Regions from separate parts of the Homo sapiens genome. Here region 2 is linked to region 1. Evidence: read pairs that join two places in POLR2A ChIA-PET (ENCODE). Cell type or tissue: Panc1. All regions are shown on one strand. Each heading gives the region's core, and the rest is flanking DNA. Links, peaks and the distances in the headings are about the cores only.

What was found. Peaks named below come from ENCODE experiments on the same cell type or tissue, not always from the same donor. Only the 100,000 strongest peaks of a DNase experiment are listed, where the experiment ranks them.
Region 2: POLR2A ChIA-PET joins it to region 1 with 6 read pairs; 1 of 35 experiments calls an interaction of 5 or more read pairs at or near these places.

The regions. Positions count from the first base shown.
Region 1 is chr14:46,887,341-46,892,737 of GRCh38, reverse strand. All of the region lies in intron 10 of MDGA2 (MAM domain containing glycosylphosphatidylinositol anchor 2), which reads left to right. Among named protein-coding and RNA genes, the nearest start is that of RPL10L, 240 kb to the right of the region's middle. In Panc1, for the core only: no CTCF peak of the experiment used is centred there; a DNase peak (open chromatin) is centred at 2,351.
Region 2 is chr14:47,960,486-47,965,882 of GRCh38, reverse strand. No RefSeq gene overlaps it. Among named protein-coding and RNA genes, the nearest start is that of LINC00648, 170 kb to the right of the region's middle. In Panc1, for the core only: no CTCF peak of the experiment used is centred there; no DNase peak of the experiment used is centred there; H3K27ac peaks cover 251 bases.

The sequences.
Region 1 (5,397 bases), core at 200-5,199:
TGACCAGTTTTACTTCTTCTTTAAAGAAATATCTATTGTCTTTTGCTTATTTTTGCAGGGTCAGATTATTTGTTTTTTTGCTGTCGAGTTGCATGAGTTCATTATATAGTTTGGACATTACCCCTTTATCTGATAATGTGGTTCACACATGATTTTTACAGTTCATTGCTATCTTTGCATTTTGTTAATTGCTCCCTTTGTTGTACTGAAGCTTTTTAGTTTGATGTAGTCCCAATTGTTTATTTTTTATTTTGCTGCTTATGCTTTTGGTTAAATATCCAACAATTTCTTGTCAGAGCCAATACCAAGGGGCTTCCATCCCTTTTTCTTCTAGGATTGTATAGCTTCAGGTCTTATGCATAGATCTTTAATCCATTTTGAGTTAATCTGTGTATGGTGTAAGATACGAGCCAGTTTCATTCTTTTGCATGTGGATATTCATTTTCCCACACTATTTACTGAAGAGGCTATTCTTGCTTCATTGGGTCTTCTTGGTGGACTTATCAAAAATTTGTTGACTGCATATGCTTAAGTTTATTTCTAGGCTCTCTGTTCCATTTGTCTATATGTCTGTTTTTATGCTAGTCCAATATTGTTTTGATTACTATTGCTTTGTGAACACATTTTTATATTATTTTCTTTAAATAAGCTTATTTAAAAAACATTTTTAATAAAGTTGTCACTTGTATGTTAAGGATTGATGTTTTCCATTAGAGGCTCATTTCCCCACAGATGAGGGTATGTTAACCTGACTGTGACCAAAGTGACTATTATGAGCCAGAATGTCTCATATTAACTTCTACTACATAACACATTTACTTTTGTAAGTTTAGATAGGAAACTTGCAAAAGTTCAAATATCATTTCATTTTTAAGTCTTAAAATATTTATTATGATATTTATTATAAGTATTATAAAAAAGCCTTGTCATTAAAAAAATCCAATAATAAGGAAATGCTTTGGTGATAAAATTGTAGTTACTAGAATTTTATATATGTGCTGGATTTTAAATAATAATAACCTATTCTTTTAGAAACTAAAACAAAAAATTATTTAATGTATCGAAATTTCACCTTCTTAAGTCCTATTCATTAAATGTCAAATGTTTTAAACTCTACCAAATCATGAATATGAACAGTATTATTCAATATAATTTACTTAATCACGATTATAATTCCTTATTAAACGTATTGCTAACTATATAAAACAGGAAATAAATTATATTAATATAATAAGATAAATGTGCTCTGAAAGTTAAAAACATTAATCATTCCCTAAGGTAAGTGTTAGCAATTACCTTTCAAATATTACAAAGGGGCAGGAATAAGAAAGGCTAACAAGATTCATTTGAACATTATTTATTCTGTATGTTTTCTGAGATACCATATTTACTCTTTTCTCTTCATTTTTATCATTTTATTTTTTCTAGAATTATTATATTTAGAAACAGTAATTCTACACATTTTAATAGAAAGAGTTAAAATATAAAAATATAGAAACAATTTAAAGTTAATGAGCTATTTCATTGATTTGCTTGGGATTAAAAGAACATAGCAATCACTCAATAAATATTGGCTATATTTTAAATATTCTCACATATCCCTTTAATATACTTTAAACTGACACATTAGGAATGTAAAGTCACATAAAATATGTACTGAATATTAAAGACTACGTAAAATGACAGTCTTTGTTTTCATCTTCACTTCAGCTTTAGCTACTGTGAAAGGAATAATTTTTTTCAAGTTACTAAAGAACTTACTTTTTTCCAAAGTTCTGTTTTATTGTATGTGTCATAGTTGTTTTGGAACTACATATTTAACTTTATCATAACACCCTTAATTTATGTAGGAAGTTTTAGATTCAATGTTTTTTCAACTTCAATTTCTACTTTTTCTATTACTTCTATTTCTGTGATCGCAGGGCAAGAATATTTCCCTTGGTTGTCACTAAAGACCTTGTTCTCTGTGCTTAATGCTTAGTTTTCTTTAAAAAGATCCTTGAAGTATACTTGCAAGGCCTTTCATTTATTTACTGGTGAGCTTTACCAGAGACTCTGCTTGCATAGCCAGTTCACATCTCTTCAGACAGCAGTGGCTCACTAAGATAGGTGAGGGAAGAAAACTTGCTAAACTGCATGAAAGACTGAGAGACCCACTGATGCTGTGGACACATTCAATGCTGTCTTTACCTGAGGGCTGCTGTGTTCGTTTTGTTTTATAATCAGTAACTGATGCTAAAAGAAATATAAATAAGAAATACTATAGGGAATTATTTTCAAGATACTCAAAGCTAAATGCAAGTTGAAAGTAGTTTGCTATATAAGTTAAAAACTTTTTGAAAAGGTCAGTTGAGAATTTGGCAAATTAACAAATGCATTTTTCTATTCTTGTAATTTTCTTTATTAACTGCTCTCTCATTACTTAAAATTACAACAGAGAAGGCTAAGGCTTATGGCACAAGAATGGGAAGACCAACCTACACCTGCACAAAACAAGAAAGGTGACAAATGAACTTTTAATAGATTGTATAAAGTCCAAGCAAAAACAGTAGCCTTGAAAACCTAGTATTTAAATCAAATAGAGGTCATGGTGGTGGAAGTGAGCAGGAGGTGGCTGGGGGAGAAAAAGCGTTGAGTTCTGAAATGCTTTATGTCAGGAATAAAAAATATCAGGAGCAATTCCCAAAGCAAATACAGAGTTCCAGGCATGGTAAAGAGGATTATTTTAGCATAAGTGAGAGAAGAACAATAGAGTGGGTCCTATATTCCCTGATAAAGAAAGGCAATAGAGTGGGTGCCTATATTCCCTGATAAAAGGCATCTACAACCCACCAGAGTAGGAAAGAAGGATGCATGCTCACTTCCCAACATGTAGTTGAGGAAGATTGCAAGACTTGCCTAGAAGTTCTGAGATCTGGGTCCCACTTGGGGGAGCCCTCAAGTAGCATAGTAGGGTAGACTGAGTCAAATTTTCAAGGAATGGGGCCTGGTATTTCTTTGCCTTACTGTAGTTCTGGGGAAGCTGTCAGGATTCACCAATCCCACACCGCTTCAAAAGAAAAGGGAAAGATAATGATGTTAGGCTCAAGGAACTTGTGATTTGCTTAAGAAAAATGCAGACTGAATAGAACTAGTGACTAAAAGCCAAGACAGTTCCAAGGACATAAAAAATAAATGCTATGCATGCTAGACGCTAGAACACAACTAGAAAAAACTGTTGAAGTTGAGTTCAAACAAGAAGTATTCTCTCCTATACCACACCAGGATGCTTTCAAGGAAAACTCTTTAATTTAGACATAATTCAATTAAGAAAAATAATACAAGATTCCAAAGACCAAAGGCAGATAAAAACTTATAAATTTCTGGATATCTAAAAAATACACAGTCACTTCTAAAGGTGTTAATAGCACGAGCAAAGTATGATAAGCAAAATATTTCTATGATGTGAAAAGTGCCTACTCAGAAGAATTCTTGCTGAATGTAAAGAAGATGATACTCAAATTTGTGGTAATGAAAGAAGAAAAGTTATATAATTAGTTGAATAAATGTTTGCTATTACTAGTAGAAAATAAAAATAAGACTCATTTAACGCCATGTTAGTTATTATCTCCTTTCCCTAAAAGGGGTTATTAAAACAATAGTGCATCTTAAAAATCAGTGTTACATTTTATTTGGGATTATAAGACAATTTGATTTTAATCCATGAAAATGTCATCTTCCTGATTTCTTATTCTGTTGGATAATCATTAGTGTGAGTGATTTAGGGTCTGTAATACCTGGATTTTTAATGTCAGCTATTATTTTTACTATCAGTATGGTTGCTAAACATGAATAGGAGTTTCCTATAAAATGGATATATCAATCTTTTATAGAGTTACATAAAAATAAATGAAATAAACACACATATATGCCTTGTATTCAGTTGTTGCATTTCCTCTTCTATTTTAGTTTTTACTTACCTGGTACTTTTCAATGGAGCTCATTATAGTGGTTAAAAAGATTTATAGTCCAAGAAAAAAAAAAAAGAGGAAAACATTACCACTTTTATTCCCTTCACATTTCAGAATCTGTTGCAGCCTTCTGCTTTTAAGTTAGTCAATTTTGTTTCTTATAAAATTAAGAGAAAAAATTAACATGTTTTTTCCTCCTGAGACCTTTTCAGCAATAGCTTTTTAATTATCTTCTGTGGTAAAAATAACAAATTATAGTTTTTAATAAAAAGTCTCACTTTAGGGTACTTGGGAGGTTTTAGGCTAACCTCTAAATCATCTGAATGGAATATACCTCCTGGGGATAAAAGAAAAAATTAAATGGATTTTTAAAATTGACATGAAGAAAATGGTTTAACACTTACTTACATATCATCATGCTTATAAGTATGATCTGGGATTGTCATCTGCTGTATTGTTTAGAACCCATCTTCTCTGAGGGTTTTCTGGTATTACGTTCAATCAGTGGAATAATATTGCATCTCCTTTTATGTATGTGCAAACATTGCATTTAGTTTTCCATTTTTACATTTTGCACAGCTCACTGAGATACAATATGAAGTATTTAATTGCTTATTCTGCCAACTGCTGAAGTATACACTTTCATTACAGCTTAAATTAAAGACTTGGAATCAAAGTTATTGCTTTTTTAATACACATATGAAGTTATGGACACTGGAGTTTGTAATAAGTAACAACATCAACGTATCTCCTGACTAAAATTACTTGAGTAGAACACTCATTATAACAAGAGGATACCTGCAGTGTCCCTTTGTAATGTACTACAAATTTTCAGTGGTATTAAACTCTTATTTAAACTTATGTTAACATCAAGGAAAGTACACCTTGATTAAACTTGTGTCTTTAGGTAAAAGTAAAATATCAAATAAATTATTCTGTATATATTTTTGTGTGTTTAAATTGATTTTATCTATCTTTTAAAATCATAGCACTTTGCCTATTGTTCATATATATATAAATCTAAAATTAAGAGACAGTAAAAGTGTCATCATTTATATTATGTTATAGTATTTTAACCTACCAAACTAATAGAAGCTTCATAATACCTAGTATTAACTATGCATGCTTATCTGAAAGATAAGTGCTTTCTGTGGAATTAGGATTTTTATCCTTCACCACTGTATGTAAATTCAGTGACTGTATGCAGTTTTCACTGAAATAACTTTGATTTTCTGCCGTACTCCTTGGAGGCCAGTTAAAAATACATTGTATGCTGGCGTTTAATTTCATCATATTTTTATCAAGTTAATGACCAGACATAGTGTATTATAACTAAATATATAAGGGCTCTGGTAAAAACAATTAAGGGAGCAGTATATTCAGGGAAAACAAAGGAGGAAGTGATACCAAAAAGAGTCATTTTGGGTCTAACCACATTCTGAAGCTG
Region 2 (5,397 bases), core at 104-5,103, 1.1 Mb before region 1:
ATGGTTCTGTCTCTAAAAAACAAAAGAAGAAAGAAAAACAACAAAAAAAAAACCACTGAGTAAGATATCTTTAATAGGGAGGGGTAGTAGTCTGTATCTTCAATAGGGAGTAGTGCACTGTGGTGAACCGAAGTGCCCATACCAGCTGTAATGTGGTAGTCACAGCTTATAATCCAATGTGTCTAGTATTGTTAGAACCCTAAATTTTGTGGGGAGAAATAGAAATACAGATTTAAACGTTAAATCCCCCAGATGTTTAATGTTGGAAGTAGACTCAATCTATTTCAGAAAAATAGGCCAAATCTAACATTTGTGATTTTAATACCAGAGGAGTGTTTAGTAGTCATCAAAAATGTAGAATTACTGGTTCCCTTCCAAAAACCCACGAATATCTATAGAAGAATTAGCCAAGGCTAGTTGTATATCATGTTTATGTTTGAAATAAATCATAATGTATAGGTATTTCCCTCATTATAAGAATTTGTGTAACATGAGTTATAAACAAATATTTATTGTATGCATGCTAAAAATAATGAAATATATTTTAGTAATAGAAGAAATATTATACATTTTCTTAAGAGAATTTAAGTGTCCAATAGTTAGAATTCAAGCATTTATATTAAAAACAGCCACACCAACATGACCTGCAGAAAACTCAGGACAAAGAAAAAGAAAAAAACTCCAATATAAGACCCTTAGCCCTCTATAGCACATGTGAAACATATCATTAATGAAACATTTTAAATAATGAACTGATGTATCTAGAGTAATGTTTTTATGGACAGGATAAATAATCCGAAATGGTATATGCCACTTGTTTCTATGTAGTATTTGGTGTGTGCATTTTTAAGTTTTTTCTTATCTGTATTTTCTATTTTTTAGTCTCATTGTAAAGATCTTAAAATCTTATGTTGCTTTTTCTTTCTATTTTTATTCTGATTGTATATATCTTATAATAAATGACTAAAATTATACCATGTCCTTCCAAGTTCTGAAAATAAATACTTATCAAAACACAAAAAACAAAGCATTTGGAAGTTTCAGAGGAATTTTTATTTTAAATAGAATGACTCGTGCAAACTGTAAGTTATGTCATATCACTAAAGACATCTCATAAATACTAAGGCAGAATTTTACATTCGGCATGAAAGGAAACTGAATTAAAGTCATGTACTGTATAAGCAAGACAATGTATCAGTGTTCTCACTTGCCTTGCCCAAGATCACACTGAAAATGGTAAAAGGAATTGGATAGGAAATGTCTGAAAAGCCAGACCCCCAGCCAGAGTGTGGCTATGGGGAATTTCACAACTAAAGGCTGGCAGGGAAATATCATTGGAATGGTTATGAAACATTAGGACATCTTCCTGTTTCCTCCAGGAGCAAGAGAAGAAGCCTGGATTCTGCTATTAGCCATTATTTTGAGATTTCTGTTATGATTTTTAGGCTTGAAGGCACGGAAAAGTGGAGACGCGTTCTACATTAGTTGTAGAATTCTAATGAGCTCAGTAATTATGGGAATCATCTGGAAAGAAGAGCTGTCTCACCTTTGGATTCTAAAAATGCCTTATAATGGAAGGAGACCCTGAGCATAGCTTGTGCAAAATTTGGGGCCTTTATATCAGATAGATTTCAAAGCACAGAGCTACAAATAAAGATTTTGAATGGTACATGTCAAGACTCAACACTTTGGCCATTCAAGTGGACTATATGTTGAGTGTATTATGAATCTTCTGGAAAGGGCTTGAAGTAACTAGCAAGTTTTCTATAAAATCCATGGAAATATTTATTTGTTGCTTGCAAAGGTGATTAATTGAAGGGCCCTGGACATAGAGTTTCAGAGATCAGGTTGAGAAAGTGAGCTTATTGTTAACCATCCTTAAATCAATTGCTTCTAAATCTCTGCAGGTAAGATTTGTGTAAATTTTAATAAGAAACATTATTACGTTCTATATTTATATTTTTAAAGATTTATATTGAAAATAAATACTGTAAAATAAGATAAAAAACCAATGAACAAGAATTAAAAGCTAAAAGTAATAACAGTACCAAAAAAAGAAAAAAGTATAAAAGAAAAATAATTAACAAGGACTTCTAATGGAAATAATGAAAATAAAATACTAACACCACTGAAGAACTAGAATTAAAAATGAAAGAAAATGGACTAAAAGATCACAAAAAATTAAAACTAAAAAAGATTAAAAATATTTTAAAATAATGAATAACAATAAAAGTATAATAGTGTGATTATATTTATTTTATGTGCTTAATTTGATTGTTAAAGAGTTTCATGTAAGTCAACTCTCTTTAATTAATACCACCTATAAATTTTGATATACAAGAACAATGACACTGACCCGTCAGACACTGTCTTCATGCCTTACTTTTTCATGATGGTCTTGATTTGTCTCATAGGTTCATAATCTCTTCTTTGCACACCTCCTCATTTCAATTGCACACTTTCAAATGTTTAAACAATTTTACTTTTATTAATATTTCATACTCTTTGGAAGTCATCCTTAAACTTCTTCCAACCTTAGATGGCTCTAAAAAGCAGGTTTCCTAACTCCTTCCCCTGTGTGTGTATATGTATGTGTATGTGTAACATTATCTTCAGTTTTATGTAAATGCACACTGACCTGTCATGTAAATACATAAGCAAGCATGGTTTCTACTTGCTCTCTTATTGCTAAACCCTTTCAAACTATTTGGCAGAGAGAAACAACTCTTTCTTTTCTGGGGAAGAAAAGTGTAGCATCAGAGAGTATCATTCTTATGTTCAGCTTCATAGTAAGAAATATTTGGAATGGGATTCTGTTTAGTAAATTTTTACTGAATATTTGATTTTTAAACAGGTATTCTTATATTAATTATAACAGTTACATAAGAAATTTGATATGACACTTTTCACTAGAGGTTGATTGGTTTTGGACACTATATGAATAAGTTTTGTCTATTAAACCACAGTAGATGTGATAAAAAATGATCATTTAGCAACAGTTCTGTAGATCTGTTCATGTCCAAAGAAGCCACAAGAAAGATTTATGAAAGAGAATATCCAGCAGTGTTAACATTTCTGAGCTTCTGGAAGAAAATGGGGGATCAAGGGAAACATCTTCACATTAGAGGAACAACAATATCTCATAAGGAGTCCATTGTTGAATTAAAAATTTAAAAAAAAGTTTTTTAATGCCACGAAGTCTGTGGATTAGTCTTCTCTGTTTACCATAGAGAAACTATATTGGCTTTCACAGAGGTGACTAAATGTTCTTGAGCTATTTATTTTTACTAAATAATTTTAGTTGATTGAATTAAAACATTTTGTATTTTTTCAACGTGTTTATTAAATCACTATAAAGACACAAAAGATGACAATTCATCCTTATCCACCTGCCCTCTTTGATATTAGGATTGTTACGTATTATTTTGTTTTAATATTTTTGTTATGTGACAGAAAAAAGAAAGGTATGGGGAGAAAAAGCACTTCTTTTTACATTCATTAGGAACTTTTCCTCTTTGTTCTTTTCTCCTAGTCTCTTTTGCTTCCCTCCTGAGGCACAAATCTCTTTTGCTTCCCTTCTGTTGCACAAATCTCTTTGCTCCTCTGTTCATTAATTCATTATCTATTGAATAACACCATGGGAAACAACACATTGCTCCCCAAGGTGCTTTCAATAAATAATGAAGCAACCAGATGACTAGGTCTCACCAACATGGGAGAGGAGTGAGGAGCTGAGAATTTGTGAAAGGCATGGGATTATTTTTTGAAAGGAATTGTTTTTTTCACTTGTACTATACAGAAGCCTTGGGTCCCATTTCCCTTCATGGGGTTCCATAAGTTTTAGCTCCAAAATTTTATTGAGAAACACAACTGGGGACTTCTCAGGAATCCACACTGATCTTGTCAGCTGCCTGGGTTGTGAAATTGGTGAGAGAGAAATGACAGGAGTGTTGTCAGCAGCCACAGTGTCAGCAGAAAACAAAGTGAACAGACACATGTGACTCAAAGGAGCCATGTTTGTGGCTATTAGAAACTTAGACTGACTTGCTAATGTCTTACTCATGGCACTAAAACAAGAAACAGGTATTTGTAATGGTGATCGAGGTCCATTTACAATTGGTTCGGCAAGGGAGTGACTGATTTGTTGGTGAGCATTTTGACACTGGTTCATATTCTCTAATCACGTCATTCAGCTGATTAAAAAACAAGGTCATAGTTTGTTCAGGTTTAATCAGAATATATTCATATAAAATACATATTCACTACATTTTACATCTCTAAAATTTCACCAGACACTAAATAAGAATGAAGTAAGTAAATTGATAAAAAATTAGATTAAAGGAAGAACTTCTGTTTTTGCAAATTCTTGTCACTATGCACAAAATCTACTCACCATTTCATGTTGTGTTTCTCGTGTTTTATTCATCAAGAGATAAAAGGAAAAACAGTGGGAAATTTTGAAAATAAGAATCTTAAGGCTAAAGAGGTTGCTAATATGTAACTTTGTTTTGAAATAGGACTGGAGTCAGAACTTATGGAGGGAAAAGGTAGCTGCAGACTACTCTTCTGAAAAATAAGAAGCAATTGAAGGCACACACGTAATTTCCTTTTGCTACTTATCTTGGCATCTGACAGCTCTTAAAATCATGATTGGCTTCGTAAGACTAACAAATATAAGGTGGTAAGTTAAAAAGGCACTACTTTTCTTGTCTTGGTTTTGTTTGAATCAAAATAGCGGCCTATATATAGGTTCCTACATAAGATAATATTATGTAAACCCAAATAGAACCCTCTGGGAGCTACATTACCACCACCATCACCTTCTTTGCTTTACCGCACTAACTGGCACTTTTAATTTTCCTGGAAAGAGGTCTCAGTAAGGATAAACTTCATAAACCAGTAAGCTTTAGGTGTTTAGAACACCTTCTGGAAAAGCAATGTCCAGAAATGTTGCCCTGAAAACTCTGTGCGTGTTTCTGACTTAACCCCGAAGTACTCTTGTTAGAAAGATTTGATTAATCTTGGTTTCAGTATTCCTTTTCCTGAGTTGATGTGGATGGGGAGATCATGGGAAGAAGGTAGATAAAAGAGCAGTTATTCTGTTAAATTTCATCTAAAAGTCATCTTCTGAGATCACACAATGGTAAAAACATTAGCTTTTGACAAAGTTGACTTGAGTTTGAAATCAGCTTTGCTATGATCCTTAGATAAATTACTTACATTTACTGAATTTAAATTTCCATAATCATAAAATGGAGCTAAACCCATCCATCTCGTATGATTACTGTTAATATTAGGAATAATTCACATCAAGCACCTAACGCAGCTCTTGGCATCTATTAAATAGTAAATGTTCAATAAATTATAGCTAACATTGTTACTCTTTTCATCATCCCT